2 separate regions of the Homo sapiens genome follow, and region 1 is linked to region 2. The links are chromatin loops, found by intact Hi-C in ENCODE. Cell type or tissue: adrenal gland. All regions are shown on one strand. Links, peaks and the distances in the headings refer to the core of each region. The heading gives the core; the rest is flanking DNA.

Evidence for each region. A loop is a pair of places that touch in the nucleus more often than their neighbours do. Peaks named below come from ENCODE experiments on the same cell type or tissue, not always from the same donor. Only the 100,000 strongest peaks of a DNase experiment are listed, where the experiment ranks them.
Region 1: it touches region 2 in a loop (2.1-fold over the local background); 20 of 110 quality-filtered maps call a loop at or near these places.

Annotation. Positions count from the first base shown.
Region 1 is chr6:7,093,219-7,097,615 of GRCh38, reverse strand. No RefSeq gene overlaps it. Among named protein-coding and RNA genes, the nearest start is that of RREB1, 13 kb to the left of the region's middle. In adrenal gland, for the core only: no CTCF peak of the experiment used is centred there; no DNase peak of the experiment used is centred there.
Region 2 is chr6:6,735,457-6,739,853 of GRCh38, reverse strand. The region is part of intron 2 of LOC101928004 (a long non-coding RNA gene); the gene reads left to right. Among named protein-coding and RNA genes, the nearest start is that of LY86-AS1, 110 kb to the right of the region's middle. In adrenal gland, for the core only: no CTCF peak of the experiment used is centred there; a DNase peak (open chromatin) is centred at 2,593; H3K4me3 peaks cover 1,192 bases; H3K27ac peaks cover 1,577 bases.

The sequences.
Region 1 (4,397 bases), core at 188-4,187, 360 kb before region 2:
GATTCAATGTGGTCTCCTTATCAGAGGAGATGAGGACACAGATACAAAAATAAGGGACGGCCAGGCGCGGTGGCTCATGCCTGTAATCCCAGGCGTGATTTGGGAGGCCACGAGGAGCAGATCACGAGGTCAGGAGATCGAGACCATCCTGGCTAACACGGTGAAACCCTGTCTCTACTAAAAATACAAAAAATTAGCTGGGTGTGGCAGTGTGTGCCTGTAATCCCAGCTAATCGGGAGGCTGAGGCAGGAGAATCGCTTGAACCCGGGAAGCGGAGGTTGCAGCGAGCTGAGATCGTGCCACTGCACTCTAGCCCAGGTGACAGTGTGAGACTCCATCTCAAAAAAATAAATAAATCAATAAATAAAAAAGGGACGACCACATAAGGGCACAGAAGACAACCATCTGCAAGCCAAAAAGAGAGGCCTCAGGAGATGGACAACCCTGTCCACACCTTGATTTTGGACTTCCAGCCCCCAGAACTGTGAAGAAATAAAATCTCAGCTGTTTGGCCAGGCAGGATGCAGATATAGTATACATAGTATTGTATATATACTTTTTTTATAGTGTATATAGTATACAAAGTATTGTAAGGCTGGGCATGGCAGCTCATGCCTGTAATCCTAGTACTTTGGGGAGGCCGAGGCGGGCAGATCAGGAGGTCAAGAGATCGAGACCATCCTGGCCAACATGGTGAAACCCTGTCTCTACTAAAAATACAAAAATTAGCTGGGTGCGGTGGCACATGCCTGTAGTCCCAGCTACTTGGGAGGCTGAGGCAGGAGAATCACTTGAGCCAGAAGGCAGAAGTTGCAGCGAGCAGAGATCACCACTGCACTCCAGCCTGGTGACAGAGCGAGACCCCATCTCAAAAACAAAAAACAAAAAAAAAGTATCGTATATACACTTTTTTAGTGTATATATATAATATGTATATATACTTTTTTAGTGTATATATATAATATGTATATATACTATGTACATAATTGTATATATACTACGTACATAAGCATACAAATACATACACCTTGTATATACATGTAGATGTATTATAGTGTATTATAATACATATATAAAATATGTATGCATGTGAAAGATACATGTATGCAACATGCACACATATAATGTGTATACATATGTATATATCTAATATATGTACATATATATGCAAAATATGTTTGTGCATATATATTTTTTTCAGAGATGGGGTTCCACTCTGTCACACAGGCTGTAGTGCAGTAGCCTGATCATAGCCAGCTACAGCCTCAAATGCCTGGACTCAAGCAATCCTCCTGCCTCAGTCTCCCAAGTAGCTAGGAATACAGGCATGCACCACTACATCTGGCTAATTTTTAAATTTTTTATAGAGAAGGGGTCTCGCTATATTGCCCAGGCTGATCTCAAACTCCTAGCCTCAAGTGATCCTCCCACCTTGGCCTCCCAAAGTGCTTGGATTACAGGCATGAACCACTGCACCAGCCCTTCATATTATATATTTTTAAATTAGATGTTTTGTTCTCACTTATAAGCAGAAGCTAAATAATGTGTATACACAAACGTAAAGTGTGGAATAATAGATACTGGAGACCCAGAAGGGTGGGAGGGGAGTGAGGAATGAGAAATTCCTTAATGGATACAATGTACACTATTTGGGCAATGGTTACACTAAAAGCCCAGAGTTCACCACTATGCAATATTTCCCTATATCAAAACTGCACTTGTATGTACCCCCTACATTTATACAAAAGAAAAAAAAAAGGAAGAAAAAGAAAATGAGCTGCTTAATAGTCATATTTTGCAATCAAATACATGTACTTTAAACCAATAAAAGTGTTAAGGTTACATCAAATTGCCTTTTTTTTTTTTTTTTTTTTGAGACCAAGTCTTACTCTATTGCCCAGGCTGGAGTGCAGTGGCATGATCTCAGCTCACTGCAACATCCGCCTCCTGGGTTCAAGCAATTCTCCTGCCTCAGCCTCCCAAGTAGTTGGGACTACAGGTACGTGCCACCACAACAGGTTAATTTTTTGTATTTTTGGTAGAGACAGGGTTTCACTATGTTGCCCAGGCTGGTCTTAAACTCCTGAGCTCAAGGTGAGCTCAAGGAGCCACCCACCTTGGCCTCCTAAAGTGCTGGGATTACAGGCATGAGCCACTGCGCCCGGCCAACAATGGCTTATTTTGCAGAAATATGTAAACCTGAGTGATGTGACTCCATGGTTTGTCGATTTGGTCCCATTATTTCAGAGGAACTTGGGTTAAGTGCTGATTTTCACAGGATTATTTCAATAAAGAACCCGAGGTTTACAGAGAATAACATGCACAATTTAAACAGCTGCTAAGTGGTGGAGCCAGGATTGGAATCCAAGTCCTCTGAGTCTACAGCCCAGGTTCTTTCTGTGCACTGTATGGAATGACAGAAAAATTTAAATCCTGATCAGGCTGTAATCCAAGTCCGTAAATTCTGAGAACAATAGATGGTGTTGAGGGGAGAGGGGATGAATGCTTCCAGATATTAATCCTGTGATAAGTCTAGAATGTACATATTGTACACATACCATATACTAGGGTACAGTGCTGGTGCAACAACAGATGGAGCAATGGGATCAAACAGAAAACCTAGAAGCGTTTGGTGTATGGTAAAATGCACTTCATATCAGTGGGGGAAAGAATAAAATTAGTCAATATATGTGGAACAATTTTAGAGGAAAAAAATTCACACCAAATACCCACTTTGCACTAAAGATTAAAACTTATGGCTGGGTGCAGTGGCTCATGCCTGTAATCCCAGTACTTTGGGAGGCCGAGACAGGCAGATCATGAGGTCAGGAGTTCCAGACAAGCCTGGCCAACATAGTGAAACCCTGTCTCTACTAAAAATACCAAAAATTAGCCAGGCGTGGTGGCAGGCACCTGTAATCCCAGCTACTCGGGAGGCTGAGACAGGAGAATCGCTTGAACCTGAGAGGCAGAGGTTGCAGTGAGCTGCGATCATGCCACTACACTCCAGCCTGGGCAACAAGAGCAAAACTTCATTTCAAAAAGAATAAAAGAAAAAACAAAAAAACTTACTCCAGGCCAGGCACGGTGGCTCACTCCTGTAATCCCAGCACTTTGGGAAGCTGAGGCGGGAGGACTACTTGAGCTCATGGGTTCAAGACCAGCCTGGGCAACGTGGCAAAACCCCATCTCTATCAGAGATACAATCCTAGCACTTTGGGAGGCAGAGGCGGGTGGATCATTTGAGGTCAAGAGTTCGAGACCAGCCTGGCCAATATGGTGAAACCATGTCTGTACTAAAAATACAAAAATTAGCCAGGCATGGTGGTGCATGCCTGTAGTCCCAGCTACTTGGGAGGCTGAGGCAGGAGAATCACTTGAACCTGGGAGGCAGAGGTTTCAGCGAGTCAGAATCAGGCCATTGCACTCCAGTCCAGCCTGGATGTCACAGTGAGACTCCATCTCAACAACAACAACAACAACAACAACAGCAACAACAACAACACAGAATTAGCCAAGTATGGTGGTGCACACCTGTAGTCCCAGCTACTCAGGAGGCTGAGGTGGGAGAATGTCTTAAGCCAGGAGATGGAGGCTGCAGTGAGCTGAGATTGTGCCACTGCATTCCAGTCTGGGTGACAGAGCCAGACCCTCTCACAAAAACAAAACAGTTACTCCAAGTGGATTAAAGAGCTAAATGTAAAATATGAAATGATTAAAGAACCAGAACAGGCCGGGCACCGTGGCTCACGCATGTAATCCCAGCACTTTGGGAGGCTGAGGCAGGCGAATCACCTGAGGTCAGGAGTTCCAGACCAGCCTGGCCAACATGATGAAACCCCGTCTCTACTAAAAATACAAAAATTAGCTGGGCGTGGTGGCGGGTGCCTGTAATCCCAGCTACTCGGGAGGCTGAGGCAGGAGAATCACTTGAATCCAGGAGGCAAAGGTTGCAGTGAGCCAAGATCACACCACTGCACTCCAGCCTGGGTGGCAGGCAGAGTAAGACTCCTTCTAAAAAAAAAAAAAAAAAAAAAAAAAAAAGGAACCAGAACAAAAGTAGGTAAATATCTATCTGATCTTTGAGGGTGTGGAAGCGTTTTTGAGGAAAAAGAAATAAACCACAAAAGAAAAGATATGTATTTTCATTTACATAATTCTAGACATACTACTACAGGTTAAATTAAAATGGAAATTACAAACTAGGAAAAAACATATTTACAGACAGAATTAATTAAGAGCCTCAGTATAAGAAAAGCTTCACTTTATTGATCCCTTATTGGGTATAAGACATGCTAAGCACTTTGCATAAAATATCTCATCATAATCCTATAAAGGAGGTACAATTAGTACCACTTTTTTTTTCTTCTTGAGACGAAGTCTCACTCTGTCGCCC
Region 2 (4,397 bases), core at 234-4,233:
TGCTGGAATTGGGCTCTGATTCAGTCAGCGTTTGCTATTTAAATCAGTCTTAGATAACTTCCCTATCAATTGCATTCTCTCTTGCATGAAAATTACTTCCTGACTGCCTCCTCCTAGCTCAGTACTGTTCTATTGCTTAGGACAGGAGTGGGCAGTGCCCTCGTAGATGTTCATGCGTGTACTGATAAAAATTACCTATAACTCTTAGTGTGATCTAACACTTCAAGCAGTATCTGAGAGAAGGGGTATCGGATATAAAACAAATCATGGCCTGCCAGAGAAGAGTCCTTCAGTGAGCTCTTGAGAGTTGAAGCCAAAGAGGCCAGATGCTGAAGAACTTGGATGCTGTCTTAATGAGTTTCACAGTTAGCCTGTAGGTGATGGAGAGTCATAAAAGAATTTTAAGTAGGGGAATGACATAATCACACTTGCATTTTAAAAATACAGCTTTGGCTGTGATAAGTGGGGAACGGGATAAGGGTTTAACTTATCATGCACACTAAATTACTTCAAAACATAATGCCTTCAAACAACAGCACATTTGGTTGTGTGTGTGGCAGGGTGGAGATCAGGATTTCTGGAGCTGCTTAGCTGAGAGGTTTTGGTTAAGGGTCTCCCAGGAGGTTGCCATGAAGGTGCAGGCTGGGGTCACAGGCACTGGAAGGCATGGCTGGAGCAAGCAGACCATTTCCAAGTGGCTCACTCTCATAGCTGCCAAGTTGGTGATTGCTGTTTGTAGATACATCCAGTTCCTTCCACATCAACCCTGCCATAGGCTGCTTGAGTAGTCTCATGACATGGCAGCTGGCTCACCCCAGAATAAGGTAAGAATGATCTGAGAAAGTGGTGAAAGTGGCAATGTGTTTTGTGATCTGACCTCAGAAATGACGTATTGTCATCTTCTATTTGGTAGAGGAGAGCTGTTATGTCTAGCTCACGCTCAAGGTAAGGGAATTAGACTCCACCCTTTGAAAGAAGGTGTGCTAGAGAACTTGCAGATGCAATTTAAGATGTTTGTGGAGGTTCCAAAATAAGAGGTTATTTTATGAATCAGGTGAAAAGGAAAAGGGGTTGTAATCTAACCCTAAAGCAGTGAGAACAGGGCACAGATTTAAAAGCCATTAGGGTGCTGGAATTGATAGGCTTCGGACACTGCTTGTAATTAGTCTTAGCTGGGAGGAATCTAGAAGAGTTGCAATCTATAGGAGGAAGGGTATGGTCAGGACATGCTACATGTGAGATGCCTTGGTACAGTGAAGTAGACATTTCAAATAGGCAGTTGTACATACGAATCTGGGATTAATCTGGAGGTCGTAAGTGTGAAAGCTATGAATATAGATGAGATCACTTAGGCAAAGGGAGTTGTGGAGAGTGGCCACAGGATTAAAGGGTGGGAGCAGAGTGTGGGAGAGGGCACTTAGAAATGTTTCCAGGCAAATGTTGGGGGCCTTTGGAGGTAGGTGATTATGCATGTCCTGTGGTGACTGACTACATGGTTGCCTCAAAGAACTATCTGCTTGATTGCAGGTTTGATGGTGGTAGATAGTGTGAAGACTTTAACTTCTGTGCCTCAGTTTCATCATCTGAAAAATGGGCATAACGGCAACTACCTTATGGATTAATATAGGATTAAATGGGATAATGGGTGTAAATGCTTAGCAAAGCTCATAGCATTTAGTAAGTGCTCAGTAAAAGGTCACTATAAGCATTGGCAAATACCCTCTTGACTAGGATTGAGGACGAGAATGAGAAAGTAATGAGATAGAGCCATAAAAGCAAATGTGTAGAAAGGAGTTTATCTACTAGGCTGTGAGGACTGCTGAAGGATGTTGAGCTGGGGTGACTTAGAGTCTGCATTCAAAGTCCTGGCAAGAAAGTGGACTGGAGCCCCCAGGGCAGATCAGGGTGCCTTCTCACAGGGTCATGGCACCATGCCCTGCTTGGACTTTGCTTTGCTTTCTTTCTTTACTGGGACATTCAGGCGAATGCGTAGTTGAGGAAACAGATGATGAGTTACCGTTTCCCTCACTGGGTCTGATCAGAGCCACACACAGTGATTAGGGACAGGGGATCTGGTGCTCCGTTCACTGCAGGGGAACATTCCTCCGAGGGACCTCTTTCTGATTGTTCTAATCATCCCTGCTGGTTGGACAGCAGAGAGGGGCACGTTTTTCTGAAGTTGCTCCAGTCTGGAGTTCTCAATCAGATGAAAAGGAAGCCGCTTGTCATGAGGCGGGGCTCTGGGCCATGTGGAAACTGAGACAAGTCATGTCCAGAAAGGCGCACCTAATCAGCGGCTTATCTTTGGGCGTAGAGTCGAGCGGTTGATATGTGTTTCTGCATGCACTCTCCCAAGGTGACCTATGGCCATGGCAGTCATTGCTGTGGCAGGCTGTGTCTGAGATCACAGGAACGGGTGATGAGGAGCCCCTGTGTCCTGCCCTGAGGACCCAGCGGCCATCTTGCCCGCGGAGACTACAAGTCCCAGCATGCACTGTGCAAGCCCCCGGCATCAGCCCCTGTTGCAACAGAGGCCCGGAGCCGCCTCCTGCCTCCCTCAGAAATGCCCTTTCTTAACTTCCAGCAAGTTGGCAGGTGGCCGCCCAGCCCAGGACTCGAGCAAATGCTTTCAGTGTGATGGTGGTGCCATTTTTAATTCCTGGTGGCTTCCTTACACCATGGTGAGGCAGAAAAACGAGATCTCTTGCAGAGCACGGCCTCGCCTCTCATTCAGCCGGGACCAGAACTCTGGCGAGATCCAGAATATTGTCAGATGGGAGCTGTGGCCGTGAATAAAAAAAATGAAACCAGATGTTCTTCCCTCCAGTTGCCTCATGTCCGTGCAGGGGCTTGGAGGAGGAGGCTGTAAAAATGTCACAGCCCTTGATTCCTGAGGCCCAGATTTACGCGCCAAGTAACCTTGCACCATAAATCCACTGCCCTCGCTGGAGCATCAGCTTCCGAAGGGGCAGGGCCCAGCTGTGGTGTTGACCAGAGCAGGCGGACGGAGCTGTGGGGACGCGGGTGGGGAACACGTGGGCAGGGAGTCTGGCCGGGAATCGAGATTGCTTTTCAAGAATTTTTACATGGGCAAGAGATTTTAAAAGATTGGCTCGGAGTTTGGCCTTAGGAGATACGCCAAACTCTATTTTGCATCTTAGCCTGAAAGGGAGCTTGATTTCTCTTTGGAGTGAATTGGCAGATGCAAGAGAACTTGGGAATGGAACTCACATAGGCAAAGTTTTCATTGCAGGTTGAAGTATTTGCAGGAGAAATGAGAAGCCGGCAGAGGCCAGACCCTGTGAGCCCATAGAGGCTGGGATTTATCCTGAGTGCCACAGAAAGATTTTGGATTTAAGTTTTAAAATGGTTATTCTATCTGCCGTGGAGAGAACAGATTATAGGGGTGGAGATGAGAATGGAAGCAAAAAGGCAACGTAGGAGTATAGAAGTCCATGCAAGTGATGGTGACGTGGACGAAGAGGAAGTGTGAAAATGGTGGCTCAGAGGTGGGGTGAACAGACAGTGGGAAAAATTAGGGCTACTTCCAGGGATTCTGGCATGTGCGGTGGAGGGGATAGGGATGTCACTGAGACAGAAGCCTGGAGGAGGAGCAAGTTTGTTGATGAGATTGAGAGTTTAGTTTGGGACATGTTGGGTTGAAAACACTTATCCATGCCGATGTTTTAAACAGACACTTGGATATATGGGTCTGCAGATATGAAAGCTCAGGGCTAAGAGAAACTGGGGAGTCACCTTATAGATGGCAATCAAAAAGGTGTTTGGGCCACAGTTACTCTGTGCTGTTGACACTATCATTGTTGTCACCTTTTGCCTCTCCCTGGCCACCCCAATAACACCAGGCGGGCTTTAGGTCATGGATGCAATCTCACGCATTGCTGTTCCCCCTCTGTCTAGCATCTGTTTTTATTTTTCCAGCTGGACCAAAAAGTGACACCACTGCTACCATACATGGTACAAAAGCTTCTTATCCTGACTCTAGACAAGCAGAATTCCTCCCAAGTTCCCCATTTCTGCCTTTTTGCATCATCTGTCTCAAGTTTTCTGCTCTTAACATTCTCCCCATCTGTTGACATTTTTATGGTGGGTCTAGCCTTATTGTCACTAAACATCGTTGATTTACTTTATTTTATCCATGTTGCTTGAAGTACGTGATTAGTTTTTAGTACATTCTAATGACTAAATTCTGATAGCTGACTTTACAAAATGCTTCTAGGTGTATGTCTAACCAGCTGATGATCAGGGCATCCCTGTTCACGGTGGGGACTGGTGGGGACGTCACTTGGTGATGCCCATTAAGAAGGCAGGTTGCAGTGGGTCATTCTGTGTATGCTTAACATGTTAAATGCAGTTTCCATTTTACATAGCTGCGTCGT